Regions from separate parts of the Homo sapiens genome. Here region 1 is linked to region 2. The links are chromatin contacts, found by Hi-C or POLR2A ChIA-PET in ENCODE. All regions are on one chromosome and are shown on one strand. Each heading gives the region's core, a stretch centred on a gene start or an enhancer-like site at or near the end of the contact. The rest is flanking DNA. Distances are from core to core; before and after follow the strand shown. Region 1 overlaps TET2 (tet methylcytosine dioxygenase 2). Region 2 has its middle 85 kb from the start of TET2.

The links. A loop is a pair of places that touch in the nucleus more often than their neighbours do. ChIA-PET counts read pairs that join two places held with the same protein, here RNA polymerase II (POLR2A). Pooled maps may share reads with other maps.
Region 1: a map with no recorded cell type shows a loop between it and region 2 (7-fold over the local background). The contact joins two enhancer-like sites. A Hi-C loop is called at or near these places in 7 of 37 single-sample maps with no recorded cell type and 7 of 50 pooled maps. POLR2A ChIA-PET finds 5 or more read pairs at or near these places in 2 of 52 experiments (AG04450 and OCI-LY7).

What each region holds. Positions count from the first base shown.
Region 1 is chr4:105,233,426-105,238,098 of GRCh38, forward strand. It overlaps TET2 (tet methylcytosine dioxygenase 2), which reads left to right. Exons shown (of 11, transcript NM_001127208.3): 3 at 472-3,926. The coding sequence starts at 518. All of the region lies in intron 2 of TET2-AS1 (TET2 antisense RNA 1), which reads right to left. Among named protein-coding and RNA genes, the nearest start is that of TET2, 89 kb to the left of the region's middle. Within about 2 kb of position 3,231, at least 2 of the 41 ENCODE cell types and tissues checked have a DNase peak (open chromatin) inside an H3K27ac peak, as active enhancers do.
Region 2 is chr4:105,059,957-105,064,793 of GRCh38, forward strand. No RefSeq gene overlaps it. Among named protein-coding and RNA genes, the nearest start is that of TET2, 85 kb to the right of the region's middle. RefSeq lists an enhancer at 997-1,096. Within about 2 kb of position 1,520, at least 7 of the 41 ENCODE cell types and tissues checked have a DNase peak (open chromatin) inside an H3K27ac peak, as active enhancers do.

The DNA.
Region 1 (4,673 bases), core at 1,981-4,480, 180 kb after region 2:
GCACAGTGATAAAGAGAAGATCTGAGCTATGAAGTGGCAGTCAAGATGATTAAAGGAATATATAGGAAGTACAGTTGATAGAACTTAGCAAGTGATTAGGTAAATGAAGTGCTAGAGAAAATAAAGGGGATATTTTTCAATTGTTTTTAGCATTTTGGCAAAAAATTATTTAGGAATGAAATTGATGCTAGTAACTAAGAGTATGAACTTCCCACATTAGCTGGTAATTTTGATCACCCTTGTTCTCCATGACCATAAATATTTTAGAGTTGCTATGAAGACAAGAATGTTTATTTCCTGAGTAGCTGTCAGTTGTCACTATGAAACATGAAAATAAATATCAGTTTGCTATGTCTAGGTATTCCGATATTTATCCACAATTATTCCTTAAGATATATTAGTATTTTTATAGATAGATAGATAGATAGATAGAAATAAACACATTTTAATTTTTGTTTCCATGCTCTTTAGAATTCAACTAGAGGGCAGCCTTGTGGATGGCCCCGAAGCAAGCCTGATGGAACAGGATAGAACCAACCATGTTGAGGGCAACAGACTAAGTCCATTCCTGATACCATCACCTCCCATTTGCCAGACAGAACCTCTGGCTACAAAGCTCCAGAATGGAAGCCCACTGCCTGAGAGAGCTCATCCAGAAGTAAATGGAGACACCAAGTGGCACTCTTTCAAAAGTTATTATGGAATACCCTGTATGAAGGGAAGCCAGAATAGTCGTGTGAGTCCTGACTTTACACAAGAAAGTAGAGGGTATTCCAAGTGTTTGCAAAATGGAGGAATAAAACGCACAGTTAGTGAACCTTCTCTCTCTGGGCTCCTTCAGATCAAGAAATTGAAACAAGACCAAAAGGCTAATGGAGAAAGACGTAACTTCGGGGTAAGCCAAGAAAGAAATCCAGGTGAAAGCAGTCAACCAAATGTCTCCGATTTGAGTGATAAGAAAGAATCTGTGAGTTCTGTAGCCCAAGAAAATGCAGTTAAAGATTTCACCAGTTTTTCAACACATAACTGCAGTGGGCCTGAAAATCCAGAGCTTCAGATTCTGAATGAGCAGGAGGGGAAAAGTGCTAATTACCATGACAAGAACATTGTATTACTTAAAAACAAGGCAGTGCTAATGCCTAATGGTGCTACAGTTTCTGCCTCTTCCGTGGAACACACACATGGTGAACTCCTGGAAAAAACACTGTCTCAATATTATCCAGATTGTGTTTCCATTGCGGTGCAGAAAACCACATCTCACATAAATGCCATTAACAGTCAGGCTACTAATGAGTTGTCCTGTGAGATCACTCACCCATCGCATACCTCAGGGCAGATCAATTCCGCACAGACCTCTAACTCTGAGCTGCCTCCAAAGCCAGCTGCAGTGGTGAGTGAGGCCTGTGATGCTGATGATGCTGATAATGCCAGTAAACTAGCTGCAATGCTAAATACCTGTTCCTTTCAGAAACCAGAACAACTACAACAACAAAAATCAGTTTTTGAGATATGCCCATCTCCTGCAGAAAATAACATCCAGGGAACCACAAAGCTAGCGTCTGGTGAAGAATTCTGTTCAGGTTCCAGCAGCAATTTGCAAGCTCCTGGTGGCAGCTCTGAACGGTATTTAAAACAAAATGAAATGAATGGTGCTTACTTCAAGCAAAGCTCAGTGTTCACTAAGGATTCCTTTTCTGCCACTACCACACCACCACCACCATCACAATTGCTTCTTTCTCCCCCTCCTCCTCTTCCACAGGTTCCTCAGCTTCCTTCAGAAGGAAAAAGCACTCTGAATGGTGGAGTTTTAGAAGAACACCACCACTACCCCAACCAAAGTAACACAACACTTTTAAGGGAAGTGAAAATAGAGGGTAAACCTGAGGCACCACCTTCCCAGAGTCCTAATCCATCTACACATGTATGCAGCCCTTCTCCGATGCTTTCTGAAAGGCCTCAGAATAATTGTGTGAACAGGAATGACATACAGACTGCAGGGACAATGACTGTTCCATTGTGTTCTGAGAAAACAAGACCAATGTCAGAACACCTCAAGCATAACCCACCAATTTTTGGTAGCAGTGGAGAGCTACAGGACAACTGCCAGCAGTTGATGAGAAACAAAGAGCAAGAGATTCTGAAGGGTCGAGACAAGGAGCAAACACGAGATCTTGTGCCCCCAACACAGCACTATCTGAAACCAGGATGGATTGAATTGAAGGCCCCTCGTTTTCACCAAGCGGAATCCCATCTAAAACGTAATGAGGCATCACTGCCATCAATTCTTCAGTATCAACCCAATCTCTCCAATCAAATGACCTCCAAACAATACACTGGAAATTCCAACATGCCTGGGGGGCTCCCAAGGCAAGCTTACACCCAGAAAACAACACAGCTGGAGCACAAGTCACAAATGTACCAAGTTGAAATGAATCAAGGGCAGTCCCAAGGTACAGTGGACCAACATCTCCAGTTCCAAAAACCCTCACACCAGGTGCACTTCTCCAAAACAGACCATTTACCAAAAGCTCATGTGCAGTCACTGTGTGGCACTAGATTTCATTTTCAACAAAGAGCAGATTCCCAAACTGAAAAACTTATGTCCCCAGTGTTGAAACAGCACTTGAATCAACAGGCTTCAGAGACTGAGCCATTTTCAAACTCACACCTTTTGCAACATAAGCCTCATAAACAGGCAGCACAAACACAACCATCCCAGAGTTCACATCTCCCTCAAAACCAGCAACAGCAGCAAAAATTACAAATAAAGAATAAAGAGGAAATACTCCAGACTTTTCCTCACCCCCAAAGCAACAATGATCAGCAAAGAGAAGGATCATTCTTTGGCCAGACTAAAGTGGAAGAATGTTTTCATGGTGAAAATCAGTATTCAAAATCAAGCGAGTTCGAGACTCATAATGTCCAAATGGGACTGGAGGAAGTACAGAATATAAATCGTAGAAATTCCCCTTATAGTCAGACCATGAAATCAAGTGCATGCAAAATACAGGTTTCTTGTTCAAACAATACACACCTAGTTTCAGAGAATAAAGAACAGACTACACATCCTGAACTTTTTGCAGGAAACAAGACCCAAAACTTGCATCACATGCAATATTTTCCAAATAATGTGATCCCAAAGCAAGATCTTCTTCACAGGTGCTTTCAAGAACAGGAGCAGAAGTCACAACAAGCTTCAGTTCTACAGGGATATAAAAATAGAAACCAAGATATGTCTGGTCAACAAGCTGCGCAACTTGCTCAGCAAAGGTACTTGATACATAACCATGCAAATGTTTTTCCTGTGCCTGACCAGGGAGGAAGTCACACTCAGACCCCTCCCCAGAAGGACACTCAAAAGCATGCTGCTCTAAGGTGGCATCTCTTACAGAAGCAAGAACAGCAGCAAACACAGCAACCCCAAACTGAGTCTTGCCATAGTCAGATGCACAGGCCAATTAAGGTGGAACCTGGATGCAAGCCACATGCCTGTATGCACACAGCACCACCAGAAAACAAAACATGGAAAAAGGTAACTAAGCAAGAGAATCCACCTGCAAGCTGTGATAATGTGCAGCAAAAGAGCATCATTGAGACCATGGAGCAGCATCTGAAGCAGTTTCACGCCAAGTCGTTATTTGACCATAAGGCTCTTACTCTCAAATCACAGAAGCAAGTAAAAGTTGAAATGTCAGGGCCAGTCACAGTTTTGACTAGACAAACCACTGCTGCAGAACTTGATAGCCACACCCCAGCTTTAGAGCAGCAAACAACTTCTTCAGAAAAGACACCAACCAAAAGAACAGCTGCTTCTGTTCTCAATAATTTTATAGAGTCACCTTCCAAATTACTAGATACTCCTATAAAAAATTTATTGGATACACCTGTCAAGACTCAATATGATTTCCCATCTTGCAGATGTGTAGGTAAGTGCCAGAAATGTACTGAGACACATGGCGTTTATCCAGAATTAGCAAATTTATCTTCAGATATGGGATTTTCCTTCTTTTTTTAAATCTTGAGTCTGGCAGCAATTTGTAAAGGCTCATAAAAATCTGAAGCTTACATTTTTTGTCAAGTTACCGATGCTTGTGTCTTGTGAAAGAGAACTTCACTTACATGCAGTTTTTCCAAAAGAATTAAATAATCGTGCATGTTTATTTTTCCCTCTCTTCAGATCCTGTAAAATTTGAATGTATCTGTTTTAGATCAATTCGCCTATTTAGCTCTTTGTATATTATCTCCTGGAGAGACAGCTAGGCAGCAAAAAAACAATCTATTAAAATGAGAAAATAACGACCATAGGCAGTCTAATGTACGAACTTTAAATATTTTTTAATTCAAGGTAAAATATATTAGTTTCACAAGATTTCTGGCTAATAGGGAAATTATTATCTTCAGTCTTCATGAGTTGGGGGAAATGATAATGCTGACACTCTTAGTGCTCCTAAAGTTTCCTTTTCTCCATTTATACATTTGGAATGTTGTGATTTATATTCATTTTGATTCCCTTTTCTCTAAAATTTCATCTTTTTGATTAAAAAATATGATACAGGCATACCTCAGAGATATTGTGGGTTTGGCTCCATACCACAATAAAATGAATATTACAATAAAGCAAGTTGTAAGGACTTTTTGGTTTCTCACTGTATGTAAAAGTTATTTATATACTA
Region 2 (4,837 bases), core at 270-2,769:
TCAAGATATATTTGAAAATGTACTCATTCAATTAAAAACGCTTATTAAGCGATTGACAGGTTTCAGGCACTGACTGTGTATTAAGCATACAAAGATAAGGAAGATATGGTTATACTAGAAGTAAAAACCTATCCTTAATAATATTCTGGGGCAGCCGGGCGCAGTGGCTCACACCTGTAATCCCAGCACTTTGGGAGGCCGAGGTGGGCGGATCATAAAGTCAGGAGTTCGAGACCAGCCTGACCAACATGGTGAAACCCCGTCTCTACTAAAAAAAATACAAAAATTAGCCGGGCATGGTGGCATGCACTGTAATCCCAGCTACTCAGGAGGCTGAGGCAGGAGAATTGCTTGAACCCAGGAGGTAGAGGTTGCAGTGAGCTGAGATCACACCACTGCATTCCAGCCTGGGCAACAGAGGAAGACTCCATCTCAAAAAAAAATAAAAATAAAAATAAAAAAAATATATATAAAATATTCTGGGGCATTGCATACCACAGGCCAGAACAAAATGACCCCAAGTTATAGGAAAACAATAAAACAGATTTGTCATACTCTAGAAATAATTCAGTCAAAAGTACTAAACATTTTTTCAATGAAACAAGAAAAGTCATGTTCTTACTGATGACTATTTTACTACTGTGATTGTCTTTTATGTAAAACTTTTAAACCCTAGCAACATTAGCCATTCCTCCTGGTTCCTGTTAATAAGTCTGTGCTTCACTGAACATCCTAATCACCCACATTTACCATCACTTTACCATGAAAGAGGAAGAGAATGGTGACTTCACAAAAGTCAATAAAGAAGAAGTGGAAACAGTGAAGTGAGGGGAAGCCTCAAGGCAGCAACTAAGAACAACCTATAAGCACAGAGAATAATAGTGGTCAGGTTTTTAAAGACCACAGGACCTCTGGGAGTGACTCATTTGGAGAACATACTATTTCTGCCTTTGACTCCACAGTGAGGTCTGCCCATACGGTGTTGGTGGTGTTATTTTATGTAAGATGTAGCTCAGTTGCCAAAGAAGTACATGTTTTCCTCAGCCCTATATGACTTAAAGATCCCTCTAAAACTCAAATTAACACATAACGTGTAAATCACATATACACAGTGTTTAGTGTCATATCATAAAATGTTTTTGCATCAATGAGTTAGTTGTTACTGCTTCTGCAGTAACATCTTCTGCAGAAGGAACTGCAGATATGTGAGTATAGGAGAAAATAAACATATCCCTCACAGTCTGCTTTCTTTGTTTAATTCATTCACTAGACTGATCATTCTAAGGAGGATTTTGTGCTGCTCTTGTTTTGCTGCTGGGCCTATCCTGTTTCCATTCCCAAATCAAGTATTCCTGGAATTTAAGGTATCACTTTACCAGCCTGACCACAAGTTCCCCATTGTTTCCTCTGCTCTGCTCATGACCTGGAATAATGCCTCTCCCTGGATACTAAATTTACTGACCCTGCCTAGGACCGAGAAGATTGATGAGTCCTCAACCCGTGCATGTCTTCAAAAAGGTAAGACAGACCAGCAAAGCAGTAAAATGACAGACCCATTGTTTGAGCCCAACGCTGGGACTTCCCCTTTTGTATAAGCTGAGTCACATTTTTCCTGTTGTCAACTTGAAGCCTGTTCGTTGATGTACGATAGGACTATCTTGCTGATATATAAAGTCAGGCAGACAGGTTTCCTTGCATTTGTTTGCCTTACCTTGGACCCTTACCAATTAGAAACTGTCCACTGGCCAAAAGAGATAAGACATGGTTTATTAAAGCTCAGATACTACATTGAATGAAATAATTTCTGACAATTTTCTTCTGTTAAAGTGCCATCCGAGGTTCCTGCCTTGTGCAATCTTACTGATTTTGACAGAGGTCTTTTGGGATGTATATGTGCATTTTATTCTTGATATCTGTTCAGTTGACACATGTTTTAAAACCACAGATATATTTGATTGGTTGGCAAATTGTGAAAACAGGAAGTCAAATAATGGAATCAACTGTGAAACAACCATAACAAGTGAAGCTTTTCTGCTTAAGTGCCAAGATGGGAATACTGTTATGAGTAACAAACAAAATGAAATGATAATGTCAATATAATTCCAACAGGAAGAGTGAGCATCTGGACTGCCCTAATTATCATATTTCCAGTGCTTTATAACCAATGAAATGGTTTTTACATTTTACTCTCCAATATTGTTGCTAGGCATGATAAAAAATCTCCAAAATTGAGAGAGGGATGTGGTGACATTTTCTAGCTAGGAAATATTTGAGATTTTTTCTTTTTTTTTTTTTTTTGGTCGGACAATCACCACTTGCATTGGACTTCAAAAAAATACCTTGCTGGGGCCAGGCGCAGTGGCTCTGCCTATAATCCCAGCACTTTGGGAGGCTGAGGTGGGTGGATCCCTTGAGGTCAGGAGTTCGAGACCAGCCTGGTCAACATGGTGAAACCCCGTCTCTACTGAAAATACAAAAATTAGCTGCGTGTGGTGGCGGGCGCCTGTCGTCCCAGCTACTTGGGAGGTTGAGACAGGAAAATCACTTGAACCTGGGAGGTGGAGGTTGCAGTGAGCCAAGATCCCGCCATTGCACTCCAGCCTGGGTGACAAGAGTGAAACTCCATCTCAAAAAAAAAAATAAAAAATCTACTGATTGCTTACTCTAGAACAGGCACTGTTGTAAACACTAGGGTTATGAAGGTCATGGCAAATCACCTTCTTGCTTATAAGCATTTGCACATTACACCGAGACTTTTCTTGTAATGCCTCAAGGTTTCCAAGTACCAGTTCTCCTGTGATAGTCATTCTTCCATGGTGAATTTTCAAAAGGTTATCAAGCAGTGTAAAGAATAAAAAAAATCCTCAAATCAATAGATATGAGGAACATATGCAAATATTAGAATAAAATGAAAGAGACGATTTTTAGACAAAGACCAGGAAATACGATCTCACTAGTATGTATTAAGTTTATAAAACTTATTACTTCAAAAATTTCAGAAACATAAACGAATTTTAAAGACACCTGAATAAACTTGAGGCAGGGCAGCTGTTAGCAGTATAATGAGGGAAGGGTGGAGCATGTACCATGCCACAGATGGGAAATCCTGTTCTTCCATCTTCCATCTTCTGAGAATTTCTATATGAAATATGTTATGGAAATGATGGCATGTGCCATCTATTCAGACAATTGAGTTTTTAAAGTATGATCAATATTTCTCAAGGTCTGCCCCTGCCAGAAAAGAATTTAAAATATTACAATGGGACATTTTAATGTCATCTTGTTGGAGGGAGAATTAATGAGGACTTGGCACAATTGATTGTTAGTTAGAAGATTAAGTCACAATGCATATATTAATCTATTTAACCTTCAAACACTGTTTTAAGAGACTGTTTTAGGAGAAAGTACTTTTGAGCCAGTTGCATATTTCAGTCAACCTTAATTATATTCAGAAATCTAACCCTAGAAATGTAAATTTAAAGGTGGAAGAACAGAAAGACAAACTACTCTAAAGCTCTCATCTTACAGATGAAGCACAAACAAATTAAATGAAATCCAGAGGTTACAGCATTTATACAGCGATGAAGCCAAGCCCAAACCTAGGTCACCTGGATACCAAGGCTTGTCTCAGGTCTCTGCATGGACAAGGAGATGAAATAAAACTGCATCCAGAATTATCCAATTAGCCTGTATCTCTTATTGTGAAATGATTCCATTTGGATACAGAATCAGTCACTAATTGAAAAAAACACTGCATTGACTTTCAACTGATGAATCTGCCCTAAGAGGTGTTACACTTGTCATTATACCCATAGAGTATTACAGCACTGCTTACCAACTCTGTACTAATCAAACAATCATCTTTATTGTTTCATAAAGGTGAAAAGTAAAGAAAAATTCTTAGTGAAAAAGCCCTCCCAAAGAGAAATCCAGGGAAAATAGCAATAATAATGCAAAACATTCAACTATATAATTTCCAAGACTTTCACTTCACTGTGTAGTCAAGTAACACTATTATTCATTTCACAGCTATAGATCAATTTGCTCATGTGTGAAACCTAGGAAATACAACCATTTTCTCTTCAGATGAGTAATCCTGGTTTGAGTTACCCATACAATTTCATAAAAATACATTATTCCAGATGGACTCCAGTTGCTGGGCAGATGGAAATGCTTAAGTAAAGGACTAAAAACTTCATTATCCTAAATTAGGTAGTCAGAGAGAAAAAGTATGAATATAACTATAACCCAAATAATTTTTAAGTTTTATGAATATTTTTAAAAATTCTACTTTCAGGAGAAAAGAACTTGAAAAATAATTACACATATTTAAGTATTTAAAAAGTATATACTTTTACAGTCAAGTTTTTAATCAATTAGTTGTAGCTACCATAATTATATTTCTCATAGTCACTTTCCATTTTTACATACTGAGCCAACCTGTCCATAAGCCAAGCTCAGGTTTATCTCATTCCTTCAGTTGATTGGACAGGATTTCCCCACAGGCACAGGTGCAATTTCTGTAAGCATCACTGCTGTGACTGTGATGGTTAATGTGGGAGTCTTGTCTACCTTCCCACATAGCTTACCTGTGCTCATTGTCATTGCATATGACATTTCTGGATGTACATTTCTATCTAATGAGAGACTGCTGCTCAGCCCATTCATATTTATGCTTTGGCCAGTCTGACAGAAGTTAGCTCATAATGGGCAGGACAATTGGTGTCCCATGGTCAAGAGCTCCGTCCCTAGCAGGATCTAATATTGTTCCAGGAGCTTCTTTGGACCTCTAAAAACTTCACTGAAATGACAGGTCTCTAAAACATCATGAGGTTTA